Regions from separate parts of the Homo sapiens genome. Here region 2 is linked to region 1. Evidence: chromatin loops called from intact Hi-C (ENCODE). Cell type or tissue: upper lobe of right lung. All regions are shown on one strand. Region 1 has its middle 9.2 kb from the start of TSPAN16. Region 2 overlaps PRKCSH (PRKCSH beta subunit of glucosidase II).

Region 1 (4,000 bases):
GCGATGTGAATGTGCTTAATGCTGCTGAACTGTACTTTTCTTTTTTTTTTTGAGACAGAGTCTTGCTCTGTTGCCAAGGCTGGAGTGCAGTGGCGTGATCTTGCGATCTCAGCTCCCTGCAACCTCCATCTACTGGGTTCGAGCAACTCTCCTGCCTCAGCCTCCTGAGTACCTGGGACTACAGGAGCGTGCCACCATGCCCGGCTAATTTTTGTAATTTTAGTAGAGACGGGGTTTCACCATGTTGCCCAGGCTGGTCTCAAACTCCCGACCTCAAGTGATCCGCCCACCTCAGCCTCCTAAAGTGCTGGGATTACAGGTGTGAGCCACCACACCCGGCCTGAACTGTACACTTAAAATGGTTAAAATGACAAAATTTTAAGTTATATATATTTTGCCACAGTAGAAAAGAAATAAATGTTGTAAAAGGAACAGGACTACAAGGCCTCCTGGTGGGAATAGAGGGAAATGACTCGGCCCGGTACCTGCTAATGTTCTCGCAGTTCCTGTAGAACTTCATGTCCAGCTCTGGTTACCGTGAGCACCACAGTGGGTTAAGTCATGTCACCACAAAATTCATATCCATCTGGAGCCTCAGATGAGACCCTATCTGAAAACAGGGTCTTTGCAGATGTCATTGGTTAAACATCTTGAGATGAAGTCAGCCTAGATTTAGGTCAGGTCCTAAATCCAATATCTGGTCAATATCTGGTGTCTTTATAAGACATAGGAGAGGGGTTAGGGGTGGTGGCTCATGCCTGTAATCCCAGCACTTTGGGAGGGCAAGACCAGAGGAGACAGGAGGCTTGAGGCCAGGAGTTCAAGACCAGCCCGGGCAACATATCGAGACCCTGTCTCTAAAAAAATAAAAATTAGCCAGGTATGGTGGCGTGTATCTGTAGTACTAGCCACTCTAGAGGCAGAGTTGGGAGGATGTCTTGAGCCTGGGAAGTCGAGGCTGCAGTGAGGTATGATGGTGCCACTGCATTCCATCCTGGGCAACAGAGCAAGACCTTGTCTCAAAAATAAATAAATAAGGTTGTTGGTTAAAAAAAAAAAAAAAAAAAAAAAGACCAGGCTCTGTGGCTCACACCTGTAATTCCAGCACTTTGGGAGGCCAAGGCGGGTGGATCACAAGATTAGGAGATGGAGACCATCCTGGCTAACACGGTGAAACCCCGTCTCTACTAAAAATACAAAAAAAATTAGCCAGGCATGGTGGCGGGCGCCTGTAGTCCCAGCTACTCGGGAAGCTGAGGCAGGAGAATGGCGTGAACCCAGGAGGCAGAACTTGCAGTGAGCCGAGATCGCGCCACTGCACTCCAGCCTGGGTGACAGAGCAAGACTCTATCTCAAAAAAAAAAAAAAAGGAGGCCAGGTGTGGTGGCTCATGCCTGTAATACCCAGTGCTTTGGGAGAGTGAGGTGGGTGGATTTTGAGGCAAGGAGTTTGAGGTCAGCCTGGCTAACATGGCAAAACCCTCTCTCTATTAAAAATAGAAAAATTAGCTGGTTGTGGTGGTGGACGCCTGTACTCCAGGCTACTAGGGAGGCTGAGGCAGGAGAATCACTTGAACCCAGGAGGCAGAGGTTGCAGTGAGCTGAGATTACACCATTGCACTCCAGCCTGGGTAATAGAGTGAGACTCTGTCTCATAAAAAAATGAGAGAGAGAAAGAGAGACAGGAGAGGAACATTTGGACACAGACAGAGGGGAGAAGGCCACAAGATGATGGAAGAGGCAGTGATTGGAGTGACGTGGCCACAATCCAGCGACCACCAGGGGCCACCAGAAGTTGGAAGAGGCAAGGAAGGAACCTTCCCCAGAGCTTTTGGGGGCAGCACGGCTCTGTTGACACCTTGATTTCAGACTTCTGGCATCCAGAACAGTGAAAGAATAAATTTTAGGGGGCTGGGCGTGGTGGCTGACGCCTGTAATTCCAACACTTTGGGAGGCCAAGGCGGGCGGAGCACCTGAGGTCGGGAGTTTGAGACCAGCCTGACCAACATGGCAAAACCCTGTCTCTACTAAAAATACAAAAATTAGCCGGGCATGGTGTCACATGCCTATAATCCCAGCTACTCAGAAGGCTGAGGCAGAAGAATCGCTTGAGCCTGGGAGGCAGTGGTTGCAGTGACCTAAGATCGCCCCACTGCTCTCCAGCCTGGGCGACAGAGGGAGACTGTGTCTCAAAAAATAAAAGAATAAATTCTTGTTGTTTTAAACCAGCAAGCTGGTGATGATTTGTTATGGCAGCTCCCAAAAATCTAACACAGACAGGAAGCAGTGGGTGGGTGATGACATATTTCAGCTGCCTGTGGGGGCTGAGAAACACAGCACAAGATTTGGGAAAAGGGTTCACATCCGGTGAAGGAGACCTTTCCTTCCTTCCTTTTTTTATTTATTTTTATTTTTTATTTTTTTATTTTTTATTTTTGACAAGGTCTCACTCTGTTGCCCAGGCTGGAGTACAGTGGCTCCATCATAGCTCAGTCCAGCCTCCAGCTCCTAGGCTCAAGGGATCCTCCCAGCTCAGCCTCCCTAGTAGCTGGGACCACAGCCATGCACCACCCCACCCAGCTAGTTGTTTTTTTTTATATATATATTATTTGTAGAGACGGGGTCTCCCTATGTTGCCTAGGCCACCACCCTGGTCCCTTTCTTCCTTAAGAAGAGAGATAATGTTCATGGCTTGCTGGTGACTTTGACTTTAAAAAAATCAAGGCACGAGGCCAGGCGCGGTGGCTCACACTTGTAATCCCAGCACTCCGGGAGGCCAAGGTGGGAGGATCACTTGAGCCCAGGAGTTCGGGACCAGCTTAGGCAAAATGGTAAAACCCTGTCTTTACCAAAAATACAAAAAATAAGCCAGGTGTGGTGGTGCACGCCTGTGGTCCCAGCTACTCTGGAGCCTGAGGCAAGAGAATTGCTTGAACCTGGGAGGCAGAGGATGCAAAGAGCTGAAATCGTGCCACTGCACTCCAGCTTGGGTGACACAGTGAGACCCAGTTTCAAAAAAAAAAAAAAAACAAGGCAAGCTGTGGTGGCTCACACCTGTAATTCCAGCACTTTGGGAGGCCGAAGCGGGAGGATCCGCTTGAGCCCAGAAGGTCAAGGCTGCAGTGAGCCATGATGGTACCACTGCACTCCAGCCTGGACAACAGAGTGAGACTCTGTCTAAAAGAAATAATAATAAAATAAAAATTCAAAATATTTTCAATGGAGAAGTCTGGATTTGAGGCGTCTCTTGAAAAATCCAGCCAGGCATGGTGGCTCATACCTGTAATCCCAGCACTTTGGTAGGCCAAGGAAGGTGGATCACTTGAAATCTGGAGTTCAAGACCAGCCTGACCAACATGGTGAAACCCTGTCTCTACTAAAATACAAAAATATGCCGGATGTGGTGGTGCACGCCTGTACTCCCAGCTACTCGGGAGGATGAGGCAGGAGAATTGCTTGAACCCGAGAGGCAGAGGTGGCAGTGAGCTGAGATTGCGCCACTGCACTCCAGCCTGGGCGGCAAAGCGAGACTCTGTCTCAAAAAAAAAAAAGAGAGAGAGAGAGAAAGAGAGGAGAGGAACATTTAGACACAGAAGGGAAGAGGCCACGAGACATCAGAAGAGGCAGTGATTGGAGCGACCACTGCCTCTTATCTCAGCATGCACTATGCAGTTATTATTACTATAATAGGATAAAAAGACCAAGAAGAAAAAAAAAGATCTGCCTTTATTATTATTATTTTATTTTATTTTTGAGAGGGAGTCTTGCTCTGTCGTCCAGGCTGGAGTGCAATGGCGCGATCTCAGCTCACTGCAACCTCCGCCTCCCAAGTTTAAGCAATTGTCCTGCCTCAGCCTCCCAGGTAGCTGGGATTACAGGCATGTGCCACCACGCCCCGTTAATTGTTTGTATTTTTAGTAGAGATGGGGTTTCACCATGTTGGCCAGGCTGGACTCAAACTCCTGACCTCAGGTGATCCGCCCGCTTCAGCCTCCCAAAGT
Region 2 (4,000 bases), 160 kb before region 1:
CCTGCCAGTGGGGGCCCCTGCATTCCTGGGACGCACTCGTTGGTGGTGAGCTCGTAGCACTGGCTGTACAGGTAAGCAAACTCCCCGTTGGGGCCAAAGTCAAAAGAAATCTCTTGCTCCAGGTTCCTGGAAGGGGAGGCGGAGCGGTTAAGGGGCAGCTGGGGACGCCAGTGCCTGACCCAGGACGACAGACACAGGAGGGTCTGGCTGAGCAATGGTGCCCAGGCTGTCCTCCCTGCCACCTCCCAGGGACCCTCCCTGCAGGGACCAGGCCCAGCCTGTGGTTGCCTCAGTGATTCCCCATCACCAGCTCCCCTGGGAGTCAAGGAGCAGTCGCTGTGGGACAGGTGTCCCCGCTCCTCAGCCCCCGCTACCTGATGGACTCCTCCATGTCCTTCAGCGACCGCTCGGCCTCCTCGAACTTGTTGCGGGCCTCCTGGGCAGCTGGGAGAGGGGTTGGAGGTCAGAGATGTCCTCAACCCCATCCAGGAGGATGGGGAACGGGGTTCCATGGATGTGGCTGTGTGCTCCCATACCCTCATTTTGCTCTGGCCAAGGACTTCACCCCGACAGCCTTGAGGGCCTCACCAGCTATAGAGCAGCCCCGACTTGCTGCCCAGGCTCCCAGCTCCTGAGCGAGTGGGGCCAGGAGTGACACAAACAAGCTGCGGCCCTTGGGGAGGCAGAAGGGCCCCTTGGGGCTGGCGAGGGTGGGACTGGCTTACCCTAGGCCCCCTTCCTGGACTCCCCAAGATACTGGGGCTTGTGCTGGCCGAGTCAGAGCAGGGTCTAAGCTCAGGATCTTCCCTCGACCTGTGCCACCACGGCAGGAAACGCTGGGCCCACCCGAGGAGCCTGGCCCCCGCCCACCCTCACCATCGATGAAGGCCTGCGTCTGCTCGTCGTAGGGCGGCATTTTGTCTTCCTCAGCAGGGCTGGCCGGCTGCGGGGGTGACAGTGGCGGTGGGGCCTCCTGGGGCAGGGGCAGGGTCAGTGAGTAGCCCTTCCCCCACCCTCTCTGTCTCCACTTCTCCCCCAAACACGGACCTTGGGCTGCTCCCCCTGCACCTCGGAATCCTCCTCCTCCTCCTCTTCTTCAGCCTCTTCTTCCTCCTCCTCCTCCTCCTCCTCCTCCTCCTCTGTGGGCGACGAGGGCACTGGCGGCTGCTCCTCCTTGGGCTCCGTCAAGTCAGGGGCAGAAGGTGCTGGAAGGTCGGTGGGCAGTGCCTGGCGGGTGAGCAGTGCGGTCGGTGTTGTGGACTCAGGGTCCACCCACACCCTCAGGCTCACACCACAGCCCAAGGGGCAGCCTCGGTGTCTCTGCCCCTCCTGCGGGGCCTGCAGGGAGGACCGACAGCTGGGGTCGGGGGGTCTCGGTGGGGGGTGCTGGGGCCACCCAGCTGGCCAGGGTGGCCAGGTGCCAGAACCAGAGGCAGCTCCTTTGTGAGGCGGGGTGGGGGCAGTGTGGTGGGAGGACCAAGTCCCCTCCCTTCTCCTCCACTGACCTCGGACCGGTACTTGTCCCTGATGGCGGCCCAGACGCGGTCGTAGAAAGAGGTGGCGTCTGTCTGTGTGTCCCCACTGAGGAGGGCCTGTGTGTGTTGGGGGTGGTGTCAAGATCTAGGCCACCACGTGTCCCCCATCTCGGCCACCCCGGCACCCGGGCTGCGGTGCCAGGCACGGGAGGGCTGGGCCCCGGGCCCTGATGACCAGGCCAGGGCCACGCCAGTGAGGCACTGCGGCCAGGAGGGGGCAGCACAGGCCCGTGGGAGGGGAGGAGGAGACCAGGGGCTGGAGTGGTTGGGGGCACTGAGACAGAAAGAGAGAAGCAGATGGACAAACGGACGTACAGATGGAGGAAGAGAGAGCCCAGGACCAGAGAGGGCCAGGCCCTCCAAGGGAGAGGCCAAGGCCCAGGCTGCAGATGGAGAGGGAGAAACCCAGGGGTGGGCAGAGAAGGGAGGCCAGAAGCCAGGGGCCACGGGGAAGGAGGAGGATAGGAAAGGAGACAGACAGGGGACGAGGGTGTGGGGGAGGAGGGGAATAGGGCAGGACAGGGGTGGGGGAGGAAGGGGATTGGGTGCTCAACAGCGGGTAGAGTGGGGGCAGGTGCGGGGAAACGGGCTCCAGCGCGACCTGGCTCCATCCCGGGTCCTGCCAGGCGGGAAGCGGCCCTGAGTGGCTGCCATCCCAGCTCACCCAGAGGAGGCATCCCAGGCCAGCAAGGAGCTTTCCTTGGTCCCCCTCCTGTGCCCTGAGGTCACCCTGGGGCAATGCTCCCTAGAAGTCCCCAACCAAGGGGCAGCCGGGGGTACCTGAGCTTCCGCTTCTGACAACGCCCCATCCCCATCTGTGTCCAGCTCCGGGTGAGTCTGCAGCTCAGTCACCGAGACCCTGCGGGGGCGTGGCAGAAGCAGACTGGAGGGGTGAGGCCCCAGTGGCTCTCAGTTGGGGGCACCATGTGGCCCACCTGTTCTTCCCTGCAGGGCCCCACCCTGGAACTTGCTTCAGGACCTCAAGGTGTAGGGGCCTCCCCACCCTCCTGCCCCCTCCTCAGGACTCCATGACCCCAAAGGAGCTCAAAGTAAGGGGTGGGACTGGGAGATACCTGGACCCCCAAATGTCCGATGACCTCTCTACCAACTCACCCAGGTGGCACCTCCTTCCACCCCAGGACCCGGCACATTGAAGCTGCCATCTGCCTTGGTCCCCCACCCAGCAAAGCCCACCCCCACCCTTGCCCATTCGGTCCCTCTGAAGCCCCCTGCTCCTTGGCACCTGACATCTCCTAGGCTCCCCGTGTGCCTCTCAGCCCCCAAAAGTCCACCCTCCACCAGGTAACCCAGCAAGCTCAGAGGCACAGCCAGGATTCGAACCCAGGTCTGGCTTTCCCCAGAGCGTAGTGGGGCTGGGAAAAGCCATCCGATCACTAGATGCCTAGACACACTCCCTGAGGCTGAGGGTCTGTGCCCAGCTCCTGGGGAGAGGGTGGTCCCCCTATCTCCTCGCCCAGGGCATCCTGGACCTGGCCATCCACGAGTAAGAGGCGGGGTCACACGGGGCTTGGGATCAGCCTGGACCCCACGCCGGGGGAACCCAAGGAGGATCTGGCTGGTTTCTAGAGGCGAGGGTGGCGGGGAGGGAAACCCAGGCCCACGGAAAGGTGGGCAGCTCCAACTAGGGGACACTCACGTCCCGTCCATGTCATCATCCAGCTCCTTGAAGGCATCAGCCGCCAGCTCCTGCTCCTGTTGGGCCTTGGCAGCAGCCAGCTGCTCTGTAAAGAAGCCACCTCTGTCACCCCCTGCCCACCCACCGGCTCCCATCAGCCCCCGCACCCCACAGGGTCGTTTGCCACCAAGCGCCTACTATATGCCTGGCCCCATGCTGGACCCTGAGGACACGACTGTGGAGGAGACAAAGGTCCCTGCCCTTACCAGGGGAGAACAGACGAAGAGCAAGGTGAATGGTTGAAGCCTGGTTGTGTTGGGGGAGACCGGGACAAGGTGGGGAGTGCAGAGGCAGGAGGGCCACTGGTGGGGCTGGAGCAGGGAGGTGGGAACCCAGGTGGCAGAGGGCAGCCCTGTCAGGCCACTGTTGGGACAGAGGTGGGGGCGAGGGCAGAAGCCAGGTGATAACAAGGGCTGGCCCAGGCTGGGGACTGAGGAAGAAGCACGGAGCAGAGGCAGATTCTGGGGAGACGCAGATGGAGTGCGCAGACGGTCAGAGGTGGGAGGTGGGGTTGGGGAGAGGAGAGCGACCACTGAGACTTTAGGTTTAGGACCTGGCAGAGGCATGTCGGGGCAGGGCTGGCAGGAATGAGACTTCATGGCCAAGGATGCTGGGAGATGGGGAGGATACAGGGAGGGAGACCGGTCCTGGGGGCATCTTGGGGGTCCCCAGGGCTGCTCCCAGGAAGAGGGGCCAGCCGGACAGAAGGGGACCGAGCCTCTGTCCCAAAAGTCCCTCCTTTGTCTGTCGCTACTCTAACCTAAGCAGA

Evidence for each region. Hi-C counts contacts between places; a loop is a spot of excess contacts. Peaks named below come from ENCODE experiments on the same cell type or tissue, not always from the same donor. Only the 100,000 strongest peaks of a DNase experiment are listed, where the experiment ranks them.
Region 2: a loop joins it to region 1, with 2.6 times the contacts of the local background. A loop is called at or near these places in 86 of 110 quality-filtered maps.

What each region holds. Positions count from the first base shown.
Region 1 is chr19:11,285,003-11,289,002 of GRCh38, reverse strand. No RefSeq gene overlaps it. Among named protein-coding and RNA genes, the nearest start is that of TSPAN16, 9.2 kb to the left of the region's middle. In upper lobe of right lung, CTCF peaks have their summits at 483 and 2,180; no DNase peak of the experiment used is centred here; H3K27ac peaks cover 1,064 bases.
Region 2 is chr19:11,444,666-11,448,665 of GRCh38, reverse strand. PRKCSH (PRKCSH beta subunit of glucosidase II) reads right to left here. Exons shown (of 18, transcript NM_001289104.2): 8 at 3,193-3,277; 9 at 2,316-2,394; 10 at 1,506-1,592; 11 at 1,048-1,227; 12 at 877-973; 13 at 375-444; 14 at 37-126. Among named protein-coding and RNA genes, the nearest start is that of PRKCSH, 11 kb to the right of the region's middle. In upper lobe of right lung, a CTCF peak has its summit at 1,746 (motif pointing right); a DNase peak (open chromatin) is centred at 1,735.